2 separate regions of the Homo sapiens genome follow, and region 1 is linked to region 2. A link is an interaction called in ENCODE POLR2A ChIA-PET data of the cell type or tissue named here. Cell type or tissue: PC-9. All regions are shown on one strand. Links, peaks and the distances in the headings refer to the core of each region. The heading gives the core; the rest is flanking DNA.

Region 1 (5,380 bases), core at 96-5,095, 84 kb after region 2:
TATACCATATATTTCAAAAAGAAAAACCAAACCAAGGCTAGATGTGTGGACCCAAGTTATGCATGGAGATGTATAAGCAATGCTGTGTGAGTGAAGGGATCCAGTATAATTAAATCTCTATGTACCCAAACTACTGGGAGTTTTAAAAATCACAGTACTATTTACTTTTATGATAAAGTGATAAAAGTGCTGGGCATTTTTTATGATAAGGTGCTGGGCAATTCATCACTGGAATATACTGAAACATTATACTGTATGCAACACATGTTCAGCACATTTGTTAAAGGCAGATATGTTTAAAGAAGTTGAAACAAGGGGAATGCAATTCTCCCTGATACATCCTTGGCTGTGGAGACACTTATTTCATCTAGAATAATATTTTCGTCTACTTTCTGTAAAGCAAGAGGTGAAAATACTTTCTTTTTGTTTTTAAAGTTAAGACTATCTTGAAAATGGCAACTTGGAAGAAACCTTAAAGGTAAAATTTAGTTAATCGGTGTAATAAGTTCCTATGGTTTCTCTGGTCTATTCCATGCCATACACAACTTAATAGCCATTCTAGCAGTGTTATAACAACACTGTTTTAACAACTTCAGAAGTAACTCCACTGATGGGTGTAGCCAAGAGAGTTTTATCTGAACTCCAGATCCTGGCAGTATAAGACTTTTCAAGCAAAATGCAGTCGGTGCCTTAGCTTCATGGAGTGCAAGCCTCATCTCCTACACTGCATGTGGATTTCCATCCCTCTAGGTCTCCATTCACTGGTGTCCACAGCACACTAACCCCCTCTCACTGTTCACCCCAATACTGACCTTTCGATGTCAAGTAGACACTCCCCGCTCTCTCCAGGAAAACCTCCAGGAGTCACCAGATATCAGGATGAGGTACGGGGACTCCAGATGTCTAGGAGGAGAAGGCAGTCTTTTCTTGATCCAGGGCTCTTCCTTAGGTCAGCCTGAAATGCCCGGCATTCCTGTACACTTTTTCTCCATGCCCAGGAGTCCCTGCCCCAACTTTTATCGTTGCATCTTCTGTTATCTTTTTTCTTTTTGGTTTCTCATATTCCCTGAACCATCCTAGGGACCAATAGGAAATTCTCCCTTGTCTGTGATGCCATTTGCAGTGCTTCTGAGGTAAGAAGGAGCTGCAACTGCCCTCTGAATCTCAGCTCAGAGGATCCCACATAACCTGTATCTGCCAACATCTCCCTTTGCATTTCATGATGAAGAGCACTGGCCTGTGGGAGGTTTGATTGACACATACCTTTGATATCCTTTGCCTGGGCCATGTCTCCAGCCCTCTACAGCTAGGGCTGCCTCTGCAGAAGGATGGCGTTTTCATCTCTAATTGTGAAAGAGCTTTTAAAGGCAAGCTGGCCACAGTAATAAGCACGTAATCTGGAAGAAATCTCCTGTTCAATGGTGGATCTGAAGTTCCTTTTTTTTTTTTTTTGGTTGGGGCTTATAAACCTTCATTTGTAAAAGTTAATCATGGCATTCTTCTCAGGACCAGTAAGAGGTGATTTCAAAAGAGTATATGAAAATGATGTGAGCATTGGCTAACATGGGAGAAGGCCCAAACTCAAAAGGATAAGATCCTGAGTTAAGTGACACAAAAATTGAGTTCTAACAGGTGAGCAGGAGTTGACCCTGAAGATTAGGGTAGAGGAGGGCTTTGGGGGCAGAGGAAATGTTTGTGCAAAGGCAGGAAGACACATAAGAGCATGGCAGGCCAAGCAGCATTCTGGGTCCAGCCCAACTAGAGTACAGAGTAAATTATGGGGAGTGGAAAAAGACGTTGGAAATGTGTTAGTGTTCTCCAGAGAACTTGAAGGAATGGGATGAAACTGGCTCATGCAATTATGGAGATGGGCAAGTCCCAAGATCTGCACGGTGAGTCTGCAAGCTAGAGAACCAGGAAAGACTATGGTTTAGTTCCAGTCTGTGTCCAAAGGCCTGAGAAGCAGGAAAGCTGATGGTGTTTGTTCATATCTGAAAGCCAACAGGCTTGAGACCAAGGAAGAGCTGATGTTTCAGTTCAAGACCAAAGGCAGGAAAAAAGCTGATGTTCCAGTTCAAAGGCAATTAGGCAGAAAGAATTTCCTTCTACTCAGAGAAGGGTTAGCCTTTTGTTCTATTTGGTCCTTCAGCTGACTGGATGAGGCCCATCCACATTAGAGAGGGCAATCTGCTTTACATAGTCTACCAACTTAAATGCTTATCTCATCCAAATCACCCTCACGGAAATACCCAAATGATGTTTGTCCAAATATCTGGGGACCCCATTGTCCAGTCAAGTTGATGTATAAGTTAACCATCATGGAATCATAGGGCATGGAACAGTAAGAGGCCATTTCAAAAGAGTGTAATGTTCTGGGGCCAATTGTGATTACTTTCTCAAAGAGGATCAAGTTTCTTACTTGCTAGTTCAAGGGGTGGTATGCTGAGGAAATGTTTCTTACCCACTTTTAAAATCTGAATATTTTCTTACAATAATGGCTACCACTTACTGTGTATGTACTATGTGCTGGCTGTTCAGCAAACATCTCACTTAATCTTTTTTTTTTTTTTTTAAACTGGGTCTCACTCTTGCCCACCCTGGAGTGCAGTAGTGTGATCCTAGCTTGTTGCAGCCTTGAACTCTTGGGCTCAAGGGATTGCCCTGCCTCAGCCTCCTGAGTAGCTGTGACTACAGGTGTGCATTATCATGCCTGGCTAATGTTCTTTTTTTTTGAGAGAGAGATGGGGTCTTGCTATGTTGCCCAGGCTGGTCTTGAACTCCTGACCTCAAGTGATCTGCGTGCCTCAGACTCTCAAAAGTGCTGGGATTACAGGTGTGAGCCACTGTGCCCCACCATGTCACTTAATCCTATCACTAATCCTGCCCCCTACTGGGTTTACTGTCAAAGGAAGGGTTATTAGTGCCATCTATATGTGAAGAAACCAAGGCTCAAAGAGCTGTATGCTCACCAATGTTTACAGTGCCTGTAACACAGTAGGTATTCAATAAATATTTGTTAAATGATTTTAAGCCTCTAGTAAGTGTTGAAGTTAGATTTCAAAAGCAGATCATTTGACTCTAAAACCAATGGACTTTAGAAGAAGCTAGTGAGCACAGGCAAGGAAGAAAATATGTGACTTGGAGTTTGGGTAGTCAGACCTCTGACATTTTATCTGACTTCTCCCTGAGGTAGGCCAAGATGACTGAGCCTGAAAAAATTCTGATAATTCCAACAAAGTCTGTCAGCATTTAGCACAGCTTCTTGAAAGTGACCTTGAGCAATTAAATCATGCATATAGGCAGACATTAGTTCTGGTTCTGGTTGACTCAAAAATTCAACAGCCCCATTTACGGCATGCTTTTAAGTATGATTCTTTTCCCTGTTATTAATTCGTACTCAAAATTTCTCAGCAATAGCTAAAAAGATGGGGGATAATGTATGTTTCAAAGCTGCTTCATCTCTTCTAATGAACAATGTTTAGCTAGGGAGGGTATTGGTGAGGAAGAACGGCTGGTTATTGATTTCACAGAAATTATGTTGTCCAGTCTCAATAAGACATTCATCAAGGGGCTAAGTCTCTTCCTAGTAATTTATTAGTTATATATGGAAGCATGTTAAGTCTAGGAGGTCTCAAGGCACCACTTGATGTTTCTCAGTGGTGACTCATGACATAGAAAGATACCTTAATCACTCTTTGAGGTTCTTCCCAACTTTTAACTTAGGGGCAGCTTTATACCAGGAGCCCCGGACTTAAGCATTCCTTACTGTTTTTCTTCCCTCCCTTCCCTGCTCCTTCCCAAGGCTATGGAGAAACTGTTTTTCATCGTCAAAGAAAATGTGTAGATGATTTATTTATTGACACATTGTCATTGTACATATTAATGGGGTGTTGGGATTCACTCAGGATGATGGCAGAAATATTAAAGGGAAATATTAGGGAAAGTCATAGGAAATAGTCACAAATCTTTTGGAAGGCTGAAAGGTTACATAGCTTGTAATAATTGAACAGGCTGAAGGCAGCCTGTTACCTCAGAGCATTAAGTCATAGGGTAAATACTAGTAACAATAGAGGCTTCCCCAATTAAGTCTGTTTACCCTACCTCCTTTAACTAACCTTTGAGCCAGATGGCCCTCTGTGAGGGAGGTCGACCAGGGAAATTGCCCCCTAATGGTATTTACTTTAGACCGTGGTACCTGAGCTTTAATCATTCGTAGAACTACTCTCTTAACAATGTTAATTATCCACAAGTGTGTTTCCTCAAAGCTTCTATTATTAATTGTATACTAAATAAATGCCTGGAGTGCAAGCTGCTCAGGGCCGACCGCAGTGACAAACCTCTCTTGGTGTGCAGGCGGTCGGACGCTCAGCTGGACTGGCAAAGCAGAATATCTGTGTGTCAGTGTACATTTTATTCATCCGTCGTTTGGGTCAGGGTCTGCGGGCAGACCCCCACAGCTAATGCCCTTGTGTGAGGAGCAATACCTCACACACTACTCCAAAAAATAATCAACCTCACTAACCATCAGGGAAATACAATCAACACCATAATGGGATACCACCTCATTCTACAATTTGATTTTTCAAAAAATATATATATTTATGTATATCACACTATATATATTTTTATATATCACATATATATATCACACACACATATATATGTTGTATAACGATCCAAGTAGGGTAGTTAGTGCATTCATCATCTCATGCATTTATTATCTGTTTTTGGTGAGAACCTTCAAAAGCCTCTCGGCCGGTTGCAGTGGCTCACACCTGTAATCCCAGCACTTTGGGAGGCCGAGGCAGTGGATCACTCGAGGCCAAGAGTTCGAGACCAGCCTGGCCAACATGGCAAAGCCTCATCTCTACTAAAAATAAAAAAATTAGCTGTGTTGGCAAATGCCTGCAGTCCCAGCTACTTGTGAGGCTGAGGCATGAGAACTGCTTGAACTTGGGAGGTAGAGGTTGTAGTGAGCCGAGATCATGCCACCACAGTCTAGCCTGGGTGACAGAATAAGACTGTCAAAAAAAAAAAAAAGCCTCTCTTCTAGCTATTTCATAATATACAGTACTTTACTGTTAATCAGAGTCACCCTACTGTGCAACAGAACATCAGAACTGAATCCTCCTATCTAACAGTAACTTTGTATCCATAAACAAAATTTTCCCTAACCTTCCTTTTCTCTCCCCAGTCTCTGGTAACCACTGTTCTACTCTCTGCTTCTATTATATCAACTTTTTAAAAATTCCATGTGTGTGTAAAACCATGTGTTTTGTCTTTTTGTGTTTGGCGTATTTCACTTGACATGATGTCCTCCAGGCTCATCCATGTTGCCCCAAATGACAGGATTTTATTTTTTATGGCTGAATAGTATTCC
Region 2 (5,380 bases), core at 137-5,136:
CAGTGGTCTTATGGAAAGATGATCAAGTCCCTGCAGACTATAATATAACATTTAGGTTTGAAGGGTTGATATACCCCAAGGTAAGGCAGTTAAGGTGTATTGCTGGCTTTGCCAACAGAAGGCAAATCAATTCTGGTAGTCTTTATTAATAGGTATTGAGAAAAAGGCATTTGTCAGACCAGTCGCTGCATACCAGTAATAGGGCATGTGTTAATTTGCTCAAGCAATGAAGCCTTTTCTGAAAGACCAGCTGAAATTCAAGTCACCACCTGATTAAGCTTACTATAATCCACTGCCATTCTCCAGTATCTATCTGTCTTCTGTACAGGCCAAATAGGCAAGTTGAATGAGGATGTGGTGGGAATCACCACGTGTGCATCCTTCCAACCTTTGATAGTGGCACCATTCTCTAGAATCCCTCCCATGAATGCAGTATTGCTTTCGGTTTACTGTTTTCCTAGGTAAAGACTATTCTAGTGGCTTACACTTGGTCTTTCTTATTGTAATGGCCCTCACTCCACAAGTCGGAGAACAAGCATGGGGATCCTGCCAGTTGCTGAATATGTCTATTCCAATTATTTACTCTGGAACTGGAGAAATGACCACTGAATGCGTTTGGAGACCCACTGGACTCACTGTGACTTGAGCTAAAACTACACTAATTACCTGAGTTTCAGAAGTTCCCACTCTAGGACGGCATGGTAGCTCATGCCTGTAATCCCAGCACTTTGGGAGGGTGAAGGGAGTGAATTTCTCGAGCCCAGGAGTTCAAGACCAGCCTGGGCAACATGGTGAAACCGGGTCTCTACTAAAAATACAAAAAAATTAGCCGGATGTAGTGGCATGAGCCTGTAGTCCCAACTACTCTGGAGGCTGAGGTGGGAAAATTACCTCAGCCAGGGGACGTCGAGGCTGCAGTGAGCCAAAATCATGCCACTGCACTCCAGCCTTGGCAACCAGAGTGAGACCATATGTCTAAATAAATAAATAAATAAAATTTATATTCTGACTGATAGACCACAGTGATGGTTTGGGTCTCCTAAGATTAGTGTCACTAATCCAGTAAGTCAGTGTCCAATAATCACCTAAAAGTCTGATTATTTTGTTTTCCCTAATGCACAGTCACCCTGGCAGAAGGCCATAGGTCCTTTGGGGAGGGCTGAGAAAAAGATTAATGGCATAAACTTTTGGCAGTGTAATGGGTACTTCTTCAAGGAGCTCAAACCTCCCCTTCTTTCAAGGCATTTGGGATCTGTAAACTGGCTCAAGTCTAGGAATTGATTGCAGAAACTGCGACTCTGTTTTTATGATTTAAATTAGACTAAGTTCGTATTGCCTGGAACTCTTCTGCTTAAACAGTGCAAATAAGAATGTAGTAGACCAGGTGTTTTAGCCTGTTCTTGCATTGCTATAAAGGAATACCTGAGACTGGGTAATTTATAAGAAAAGAGGTTTAATTGACTCACAGTTCTGCAGGTTGTACAGGAAGCATGGCAGCATCTGCTACTGGGGAGGCCTCAGGGAGCTTTTACTCATATGGCAGAAGGCAAAGCGGGAGCAGGCACTTAACATGGCAAAGGCAGGAGCAAGAGATATGAGGAGGTGACACACAGTTTTAAATGACCAGATCTCACAAGAACTTACTATTGTGAGGACAATACCATGGAGATGACACTAAACCATTCATGAGAAATCCTCCCGCCATGATCCAGTCACCTCCTACCATGCCCCACCTCCAACATTGGGGATTATATTTTGACATGAGATTTGGGTTCATCCAAACCATATTACCAGGCCAGCCAATGGCCTGTTTCTGTCTCCAATGGACAGAAACTATCTGTTGGCACAGGTGGCTGGGTGGTAATTCTCTCTTCCCCTCAGGGCCAAGCTCAGTTCCAGGAATCCATAACCACTTAGCGGCTCCTCTCTAAAACCTTGCCACCTTCTTTCCAGTTTCTAGGAATCTCCATTTCCTACCTTGCTGCTCCTTAAAGACATTCTTCCTGCCTTGGCCTCTGACTTCCGTTGCTCTAGAATTGATGTCTGCTGTCTGCTTTCCACTTTGTCAGAATCCCCTTACAAGAAATCACAAAACTTTGTTTCCTGATTGAAATAAGAGGTCAGGGAAAAGACAGGGAGTATACACACAGTTGGAAATTCCAGCCTAGGCTGGGCGCGGTGGCTCACGCCTGTAATCCCAGCATTCTGGGAGGCCAACGCGGGCGAATCAAGAGGTCAGGAGATTGAGACCATCCTGGCTAACACAGTGAAACCCCGTCTCTACTAAAAAGTACAAAAAAATTAGCCGGGCGTGGTGGCAGGCTCCTGTAGTCCCAGCTACTCGAGAGGCTGAGGCAGGACAATGGCATGAACCCGGGAGGCGGAGCTTGTAGTGAGCTGAGATCACACCACCGCACTCCAGCCTGGGTAACTGAGCGAGACTCTGTCTCAAGAAAAAAAAAAAGAAAAAGAAAATTCCAGCCTATTACCCTGTTATAGTGATCAGATACCAAAGTTGCTGAAGACACAGAGAAAGACTTCCCTAGGGAACTTAAATGTTCTCTAAACATATAAGGCATGATAGATGTTCCCCATAACTGGATGATATTCCTCCTGTCCTATCCTCCTGCCCTAGCCACAGGAGTGAAGGCTTGCGTTTAGGAAGTATGTTATTACTGCAGCCTGTATGACTTACTTTCTGGTAATAAATCTTGTGTGTGAATTGTGGGGACGGCCAGCATCCAAAGTAAATAGCGACTGTTGTGGTGGAGGCTGGCTGGCCAGCCTGGCTGGCTGCGCTTCAGCTCCTTGGCTGCTCCTACAGGGATTGCTGCCGTGGAGCTGACTGTGGCTTCCCCAGGGCTCTGCTGAAAGGGCCTTCCAGCTCTGGGGAGGCTCTGCCCTCTTTTCTCCCTCAGCTAGGACCTTGGCAACTCTGCTCTTCCTCCTGGCAATCAGGCATCTGGAATGGCTGAAGGGTGAATTCCAAGCAGCAGAAAGAGTGCCAGAGTCCTGGGCACTTCCTTCTTTGGAATCTCTCTATCAGCCCAGCACACCCCAGGTTGTGTTTTCTGAGCAGAACAAGGTGATTCTCTGCAATGTACTAGAGGAGAGGAAGGACCAGGATGCACTGCATGCAGCTGTCTCAACTCACCTTGCTCCTTTCTTCCTCCATAACTTTGCTTTGGACATTTTCTCTGCCTGGAATGCCTTACCTTATTCTCTCTCTTTCTCCTGGTGAAATCCCTACTTATCCTCTAAGGCTGAATGAAAACACTGTCTCTTCTGGGAAGCCACCACCCCTCTCCCTCAAACCCTTTTCTCCCACAACTTTTTGTTCCTAGCCCTGTTGTAATACTGACCATATTGTATTATAGTGAGTAGTCTGCCTGAGTGAGTGCAATAACTTTTTTTTTTTTCTCTAACTCTTTGGCCCTAGGATCTAGGATGGTGCCTGGCACATATCAATGATAATGATGATTATAATAACAATTATTCATTATATGCTTAGCAGTTGCAAGGCACAGTGCTAAGAGCTCCGTAACATTTAATCTCCACCACAATTCTAAGGGTAGCTATTAGTGTTATCCTAGTTTCTGGATGAAGTGGTGGGTTTAGGGAGGTTCTGCAACTTGCTTAGGGTCCCATATCTTTTAAAGGGTGGAGCTAAGTTTTGAACCCAGGTTTGTGCAGCAAAAAGTCAGTGTTTTAACCTTTTTTGGTTAGGTTTTGACAGGTTTTTTGATAGGTTTTGATACCTATCACTGTTTTGATAGGTATTTTTTGAATGCTTGATTGAATGAATGATTCTAGAGGTGCCCAAGTACTCCCTCCATTCCCATCTGAGTGCAGCATCTAGGGCGGGGGCTGTTTTATTCCTCAGGCACTGGACTGTATCATGGTACCTTTGGCCCAGGCTCCTCACTTGATGGTGTCTTGCTTTTCCTTTTGGTGGGCAAGGAAGATCAAAAGGCTCTAATGATGGGATAAGCTCCTGATCTGCTTATAAATATACTGATCCTAATGTCAAGCCAGCATCCCTTTCATGGTCACAGCTCATGGTCTATCATCAAACTCTGTGACCGGTGGTATGAACAGGCTGGTTTGCATTTTCCCCAGAGCATTAATACCCATAATCTCTCCTTTGTCTGCCTTCCCTCTGTGTTTCTACAGTGTAGGGCTTGGCAGGGTTGGGGCCAGGGAATGTGTGGGGAGCTATGTGTGCTCCTTTCTCTCTTTCCCTATCACAGACAAGAGAGGGAAACTGGCATTATGCACTGATGTCACTGAAGGACAGAAACAAATTGCAAAAGTATATGCCTGCAAGGAAGGAAGCAAGTAGATGCCACTAATGCTATTTTTCTGTTTTTTCCTAGCACCTGGCATATAATTGATGCTCAATTAATATTTATTTATTGAAAAAAATTACACCACATTCACAAATGCCTTACATTTCTGTAGCACCTTATGAACTCTTTACAGCTCTGTGGTAGCTATTGTTTCTACTGATTCTTATATACATTTTAAGGAGGAGGATATTAAAGCTCAGAAGGGTTTGATGACTTGGTGAAGATCACCAAACTTATCAGAGGCAATGTCAAGGACAAAGCCAACATCTGTGACTTTGAATTCTGAAGGAATGAAGAATGTGCAATCTCAAAATATGCCACATTGGTATATTTATTATTTTGAGTTACAAACATTGAAGAAATTGTAGTTTCAGAAAGGGCCAGTTGTCCTGTCTCCCCCTGCATGCAGCAAGCCATAAAGCTTCCTCTTGGAGGGGGACCTCCATGTACCAGGGCAAGAAAATCGTCCTTATTACCAGAGACTGGGAAGTTAAGGCTGCAGTGGACCTAAATAAATATTACCGAAGTAACCCCTGTCGTCCACTAGTTTTATGTCCCCTCATATAGCTCCTATGACTCCCTTAAAATTTACTACCCCTAGCCAGATCCCCTTTTTCTTGTCATTTCTTCTCAAATTCATTGTTCTTTGTCTAAAAAGTATAAAGACATCTTGCTTTGGGCATTTCTTTGGATTTCACTCTCTTGTGAAGATCCCACGGGCACAGTAGTTGCATCTGACAGCACTGACTTATTCACACCCTGAGAATGACCCTATACGGCAGATGCACCTGCCAGCAATGACTTAAGAAATGAGGGTTGCCACATGGAGGTTGTCGGGGGGAGCGTGCTAAGTGAAGGTGCTATCTAAACTACATGCTTTTTTCAAGCAGTTACAGTTTCCTGTTCAGTCTTCCACCACTGGACTATTCCTGTATGTAATTTCTCCCTAATAAAACCCCGTGTCTCGTTTGCTGGCTCTGGGTCTCTTGTTTGGCCTCTCAGACATGGTGCCATTCCTATTGGAGTCAATA

The links. Peaks named below come from ENCODE experiments on the same cell type or tissue, not always from the same donor. Only the 100,000 strongest peaks of a DNase experiment are listed, where the experiment ranks them.
Region 1: POLR2A ChIA-PET joins it to region 2 with 9 read pairs; 1 of 35 experiments calls an interaction of 5 or more read pairs at or near these places.

Annotation. Positions count from the first base shown.
Region 1 is chr1:94,696,798-94,702,177 of GRCh38, reverse strand. The region is part of intron 2 of SLC44A3-AS1 (SLC44A3 antisense RNA 1); the gene reads left to right. Among named protein-coding and RNA genes, the nearest start is that of MIR378G, 46 kb to the left of the region's middle. In PC-9, for the core only: no CTCF peak of the experiment used is centred there; no DNase peak of the experiment used is centred there; H3K27ac peaks cover 610 bases.
Region 2 is chr1:94,781,086-94,786,465 of GRCh38, reverse strand. The region is part of intron 1 of SLC44A3-AS1 (SLC44A3 antisense RNA 1); the gene reads left to right. Among named protein-coding and RNA genes, the nearest start is that of SLC44A3-AS1, 36 kb to the left of the region's middle. RefSeq lists an enhancer at 2,542-3,304. In PC-9, for the core only: no CTCF peak of the experiment used is centred there; DNase peaks (open chromatin) are centred at 2,175, 2,495 and 2,985; H3K4me3 peaks cover 419 bases; H3K27ac peaks cover 3,053 bases.